Linked DNA regions of Homo sapiens: region 2 is linked to region 1. A link is a loop called in an ENCODE intact Hi-C map of the cell type or tissue named here. Cell type or tissue: MCF 10A. All regions are shown on one strand. Each heading gives the region's core, and the rest is flanking DNA. Links, peaks and the distances in the headings are about the cores only. Region 1 has its middle 120 kb from the start of RAD23B. Region 2 has its middle 150 kb from the start of TMEM38B.

Region 1 (2,920 bases), core at 158-2,657:
CAGTCCATCAGCAAATCCTGCAAGCTCCATCTTAAAAATGCATCCACCTTTTACCACATCCGCTGTGTCTACCCTGGTTGAAGCCACAACGGTTTCCACCTGGATTCCAGCAATGGGCTCCTGACTGAACCCTCTGCTGTCTCCATGCTCCTTTCACTCTTTTCTCCCCACAACACCCAGAGTGATCCTGTGAAAAGGGGCTCACATCATATCCCTCCTTTGTCCAATATCTTCTGCATGCTTTACTCCATCAAGCCCTCTGTTCAAATGACATCTTACCAGAGAGCCCTTCTCTGATCACCTTATTAAAAATTACTAATCCCTATTGACCCACTGCACTCCTTTGTACTTACCCAACTTTATTTTTCTTCACAGACATATATTAAATTCCATATATCAATATTTTATGGTGTTCCACAAATTGTCTGATTTTATATATATATGTATGTATATAATATTGACTCCCCATAGATGCTAATGCTTTGAACACTTTGCCTTTTTATATTCACTGCTTTGTCCCTAGCACCTAGAACAGTGTCTGACTCAAAGTTGGTCAATAAATACTTGTTGAATGAATGAATGAAATGAATGAATAAATGACCCCAATACAAGAAGTGCCAAAATAGAAGATGAACACAGAACACAGCATGATTATCTGACTGTAGAGAAGGTCATAAGGGCAGCCTCCTGGGAGAAAGGGATCTGACATTGAGTTGGTTGGCATAAGTTTGAGAACCACTGTCCAATAACAAAGTAGAAATTATGCCCATTGAAGCTTGTACTTGATTCCAGCTCAAATATCACCATTCATAGGCATTCTTTTCTTTGGTAAGGGGACCAGGTGTGCCTGACTTCTAAACTCCTTTCACATAAGAGATCCTGCCTTTGGGTCTTCTTCCCAGTGCCCAGTAGAAATGGAGGCTTGTGGCTGTCAGTACAAGGCAACTTTAGTGTCCATGGTTCAGCCCACATAGAAAAGGGGCAATAAAGAAAATTTGCTCCGAAATTTTAAAGAGCACATTTGGCCAAACCAGACCTGCAGGAAGTTTAATGTTGCTGGAAATGTCCTGTTCTCTTGGAATGGCTGCAGCCAATAATGCTTTGAGAGAAAAGAATCACATCCATTCACAGAGGGGGCTCTGGAGAGAGCAGGTTAATTTCAGCAGCTGCCACTAGAGGTCTGTTCACAGCTAGAAATAAGAAGAGGCATCACTCCTGTAGCCTTTTCAGCGCTTCTGGAGAGAGCCTCCTGCCCCAGAGTCTGCCCCCAGAGCACACTGAGCTCACATCACACCTGCCAGTGCCTCTGCTGTGGTCTTTTTTTTACCCATCAGAAACCCCATGTTGGGTCTCCTCCCCCAAACATCATGGAAGGACAGAAAACCCCTTAGAAGTACTGACTGTCCTGAGCCATGGCTTGAAGGAAAGAGCTGAGGAAATGGTTCCTGGTCACTAAATAAACATTTCTACATTTAGTGGTAGCATTTGCAATTACCCAAAGCAGGTCTTCTTTCATGCAATAAATGTTTCCCTAAAGGCCTATCTAAAAATCAAGTTGTTTTCATGCAAAAGAGTTGAGAACTCACAATCTGAAGAAATACTTCAAGAATCCTGTGAGTAGTGACTTGATAACTCTGAATAATATATCTATTTGGTAGATTCATGCCTCGGGGTTGCTTTAAGTGGCTCTAAGACTTGTCTGTAGATGAGTTTGAAGTATCAATCCTGTGTGCTGTAGAGTTTGGTTATGCATTATGTGCACATCCATTAGGTATTTTTTACTGAGGTAAAATCTATTTAACATAAAATTTGGCTGGGTGCAGTGGCTCATGCCTTGACGTTGTATGGCTGTGTCCCCACCCAAATCTCAACTTGAATTGTATCTCCCAGAATTCCCCTGTGTTGTGGGAAGGACAGGGGGGTGTAATTAATCATGGGGGCCAGTCTTCCCTGTGCTATTCTTGTGATAGTGAGTAAGTCTCACGAGATCTGATGGGTTTATCAGGGGTTTCTGCTTTTGCTTCTTCCTCATTTTTCTCCTGACTAGATTTCAGAAGGTATGTGGAAACGCCTGGATGTGCAGGCAAAAGTTTGCTGCAGGGGTGGGGGCCTCATGGAGAACCTCTGCTAGGGCAATGTGGAAGGGAAATGTGGGGTCGGAGGCCCCATACAAAGTCCCTAGTGGGGCATCACCTAGTGGAACTGTGAGAAGAGGGCCACCGTCCTCCAGAACCCAGAATAGTAGATCCACTGACAGCTTGCACCATGTGCCTGGAAAAGCCACAGACACTCAACACCAGCCCATGAAAGCAGCTGGGAGGGAGGTTGTACCCTGCAAAGCCACAGGGGTGGAGCTGCCTAAGACCATGGGAACCCACCTCTTGCATCAGTGTGACCTGGATGTGAGACCTGGAATCAAAGGAGACCATTTGGAACTTTAAAATTTGATTGCCCCACTGGATTTCAGACTTGCACGGACCCTGTAACCCCTTTGTTTTGGTCAATTTCTCCTATTTGGAATGGCTGTATTTGCCCAATGCCTGTACCCTCATTGTATCCAGGAAGTAACTAGCTTGCTTTAGATTTTACAGGCTCAGAGGCAAAAGGGACTTGGCTTATCTCAGATGAGATTTTGGACTGTGGAATTTTAGGTTAATACTGAAATGAGTTAAGATGTTGGGGGACTGTTGGGAAGACACGATTGGTTTTGAAATGTGAAGACATGAGATTTGTGGGGGCCAGGGGCAGAATGATATGGTTTGGCTGTGTCCCCACCCAAATCTCAACTTGAATTGTATTTTCCAGAATTCCTCCATGTTGTGGGAGGGACCCAGGGGGAGGTAGCTGAATCACAGGGGCCAGTCTTCCCCATGCTATTCTTGTGATAGTAAATAAGTCTCATGAGATTGGATAGGTTTAT
Region 2 (2,920 bases), core at 321-2,820, 1.3 Mb before region 1:
TGCTTTGAGACTCTGAGGCAGAGGGTCAGAGCTGGAAGAGCCTTCAACATCACCCAGCTACTTCCACTCATTGTGTGTGCAGAGGATGGTGTGGAAATCTTGGAGGCCAGGGGAGTTTTTAAGGTTAACAGTTAGAAAATGGCAGAGCTGGGCCTTTAGCCCTGGACAGAGTTTTGTCAATTGCACCTGAATGTGTTGGAAGCTTTATTCAGCCTCTCCCTTCTCTCCTTTATCCAGTGGGATGGGGACCTATTTCTCAGGCATCTTTGGGCAGGGACCCATCCATCTGAGGGTCTGGTTTCTGTTTCTGCAGGTAAATCATGGATGGCACAGATTTTGCCCCAGAATCAAGCTGGTCTTGGGCTTTTTCTCAGGAGTTTTGCCTTATGGCCCTTTTTTGCACCTCTTGTCATCTGCCTTGATTTGAGACTTGCTCCAGGCTCCAATCTCTTGCTTCTATGATCTGCTCTTCTCTGCCTGATGACCTACCTGAGGCTGGGCCCAGTTCTGTTTGCTGTCTCTCCATCCACCCATCTTCTGTACAAGGCTGCAATACCAAAGCCTCATTTCTCTCCTACTATAAACTCCAAAATACTCTTTTCTAAACCCAGCCTGTAAGGGCTCTCTTCATGTCTGTCCCACTTTCCTTTTTCTGCACACATTCTTCTCCTTGCATCCTTAGTTCTTTCCCTTTCTGTTTTAAATTCTGACATCTTCTTCCTCATCTCGTATTATCTTCCTTATTAATTACCCCACTACTCACAAAAAATGTTTAGGGACAGTTGGATAATTTGGCAAGAAAGAATCCTTTTGGGAGTAAGGGGTAAGCAGGGAAAGAAGCTGTGGATATTCACGCTTTGTTATTTTTTTGCTTTCACATCTGCTTCCCATAACAAGTAGGGCACTGAATTTCAGGTTTGATCTGCACTGTGTGGATGGAGCTGTTATGTCTACTTTTCTTCCTTCTTCTTTGAACTATGTATTTTCATGCAATGGACAAAGATTTCCATTCTTCAGATTGCAATTTTAGATGGCCACATGTGAGCTTCCTGGTAAACCAAACACTTATCTTCCTCTCATCTGCTGCCACCAGCTCACAACACCTTGGTTTGACACCCATTTGTGCCATTTCCCATGGCTTCAAGTTTTGATCAGTCTATGCCTTCAAATATCACCTCTGTTCTGATGACTGTCAATTTTATACCTCTAGCCCAACGATCTCTCCAGATTTAAACCTCTTTAGATTGTCACAAAGCTATCAGTCTCTGATAACCATTACAAGATTGCAACTAAGTTTGAGTCCCATAATTTTCTGGCCTTCATCTGAGGTAAGTTACTCAGCTTTTTTTGTTTTGTTACTTAGCTTTTGAGCTACTTTTTCCTCTCCTGAAAATGGGAGAGAATATGAATACCCACCTGAAAGGGAGGGTGGGAAGACCAAATGACATAATTCATAATTGATGTAGAAGTGCCTTGTAGCTTGTAATGGATGTAAAAAAGCCCTCTCCAAATCTTCATTGCCTTGTGAGTTGTATTTGCAACTTCAGCAGATACCAGATAAATTTAGAAATTGCCCCTGCAATAGACATATGTTGCCACCAGGTGGCAGGAGAAACCTGTGATGCAATCAACGAGGACAAACATTCTCAGAGAGAATTAATAAAATAAATTCTGATTGTTAGAAGCAGCCAACTCTTTAGTGTTTATTAAATAAACAACAAAGCTTATTTATAAATCACAGAAACCCGGAATACGCCAAATATGAATTCTCTAATAGAGGGTGTTTCAAACAGTTTTTAGGCTCTGGTGCTCATTTTCCAGCCGAAACCTTACATAGAACCCCAAGTATAGAAAGTAGATAAAAGTGGCAGAACTTTTTCTGAAGTAGGGCAGGGACACTGGGAGTTAATTCACTCATCTTCCTTCTTTGTCCTTGAGCCACCTCTGCCAAACCTCAGGTCTTCATGGGACAGAGTTCTAAACCACTGTTCTAATAACTGTATAATGCCCTTTAAAAATATTCCTTTGTCATTGTAAAAAATGCATGTTGCTTAAAAATATATAGAATTTTAGATAGAGTTTATATAAAATATAAGTTATAAATGTATATAAATGTATGTAAATATAAAATTATAAAATTTGGGCCAGGCTTGATGGCTCATGCCTATAATCCCAGCACTTTGGGAGGCCGAGGTGAGAGGATCCCCTGAGGTTAGGAGTTCGAGACCAGCGTGGCTAACATGGTGAAACCCTGTCTCTACTGAAAAATACAAAATATTAGCCGGGCATAGTAGCGGGTGCCTGTAATCCCAGCTACTCGGGAGAGTGAGGCAGAAGAATCCCGTGAACCCGGGAGGTAGAGGTTGCTGTGAGCCAAGACTGCGCCACTGCATTCCAGCCTGGGTGACAGAGTGAGACTCCAGCTCAAAAATAAAATAAATAATAAAATTTATAGAGTTTGTAGCATATAAAATATATATATATAAAATACAGAATTTTTACAGAATCTATATAGAAGATATACTATATAAATGTACAAATTTTAAGTTTTAGAATGAAAAAAAGAGTCATTTTTTGAGGCACTTTAGAAAGTGCCTTAAAAGAATATTTCTAACATTCCAAGCTGCTCTTTGTCTCTGACTTGAGCCTGTTGGATATTTTTTTACCTAGCTGTTGGTTCAAGATGGCAGACTGGGCACACACATTCAACGTCTTCCACCTTTAAAAGTGTGAACAGGAATAAGTAAATTCAATGTAAGAAGGTATGAAAATAAATGAGTTTATTAAAAAGTGAGCATGAAGGTGACATAGGAGAAGGCGAAGAGTTTCTAGAATATAGAAGGCAGAAGGCATATCATATTTAAGCTCATGCGCAAACCAGACTAGAGAGGGCCAGGGCTCAGTTCTGCCCTAGAGAAAG

Evidence for each region. Peaks named below come from ENCODE experiments on the same cell type or tissue, not always from the same donor. Only the 100,000 strongest peaks of a DNase experiment are listed, where the experiment ranks them.
Region 2: a loop joins it to region 1, with 6 times the contacts of the local background. A loop is called at or near these places in 2 of 110 quality-filtered maps.

Annotation. Positions count from the first base shown.
Region 1 is chr9:107,157,333-107,160,252 of GRCh38, forward strand. No RefSeq gene overlaps it. Among named protein-coding and RNA genes, the nearest start is that of RAD23B, 120 kb to the right of the region's middle. In MCF 10A, for the core only: CTCF peaks have their summits at 1,181 (motif pointing right) and 1,419; no DNase peak of the experiment used is centred there.
Region 2 is chr9:105,840,631-105,843,550 of GRCh38, forward strand. No RefSeq gene overlaps it. Among named protein-coding and RNA genes, the nearest start is that of TMEM38B, 150 kb to the left of the region's middle. In MCF 10A, for the core only: a CTCF peak has its summit at 1,599 (motif pointing right); no DNase peak of the experiment used is centred there.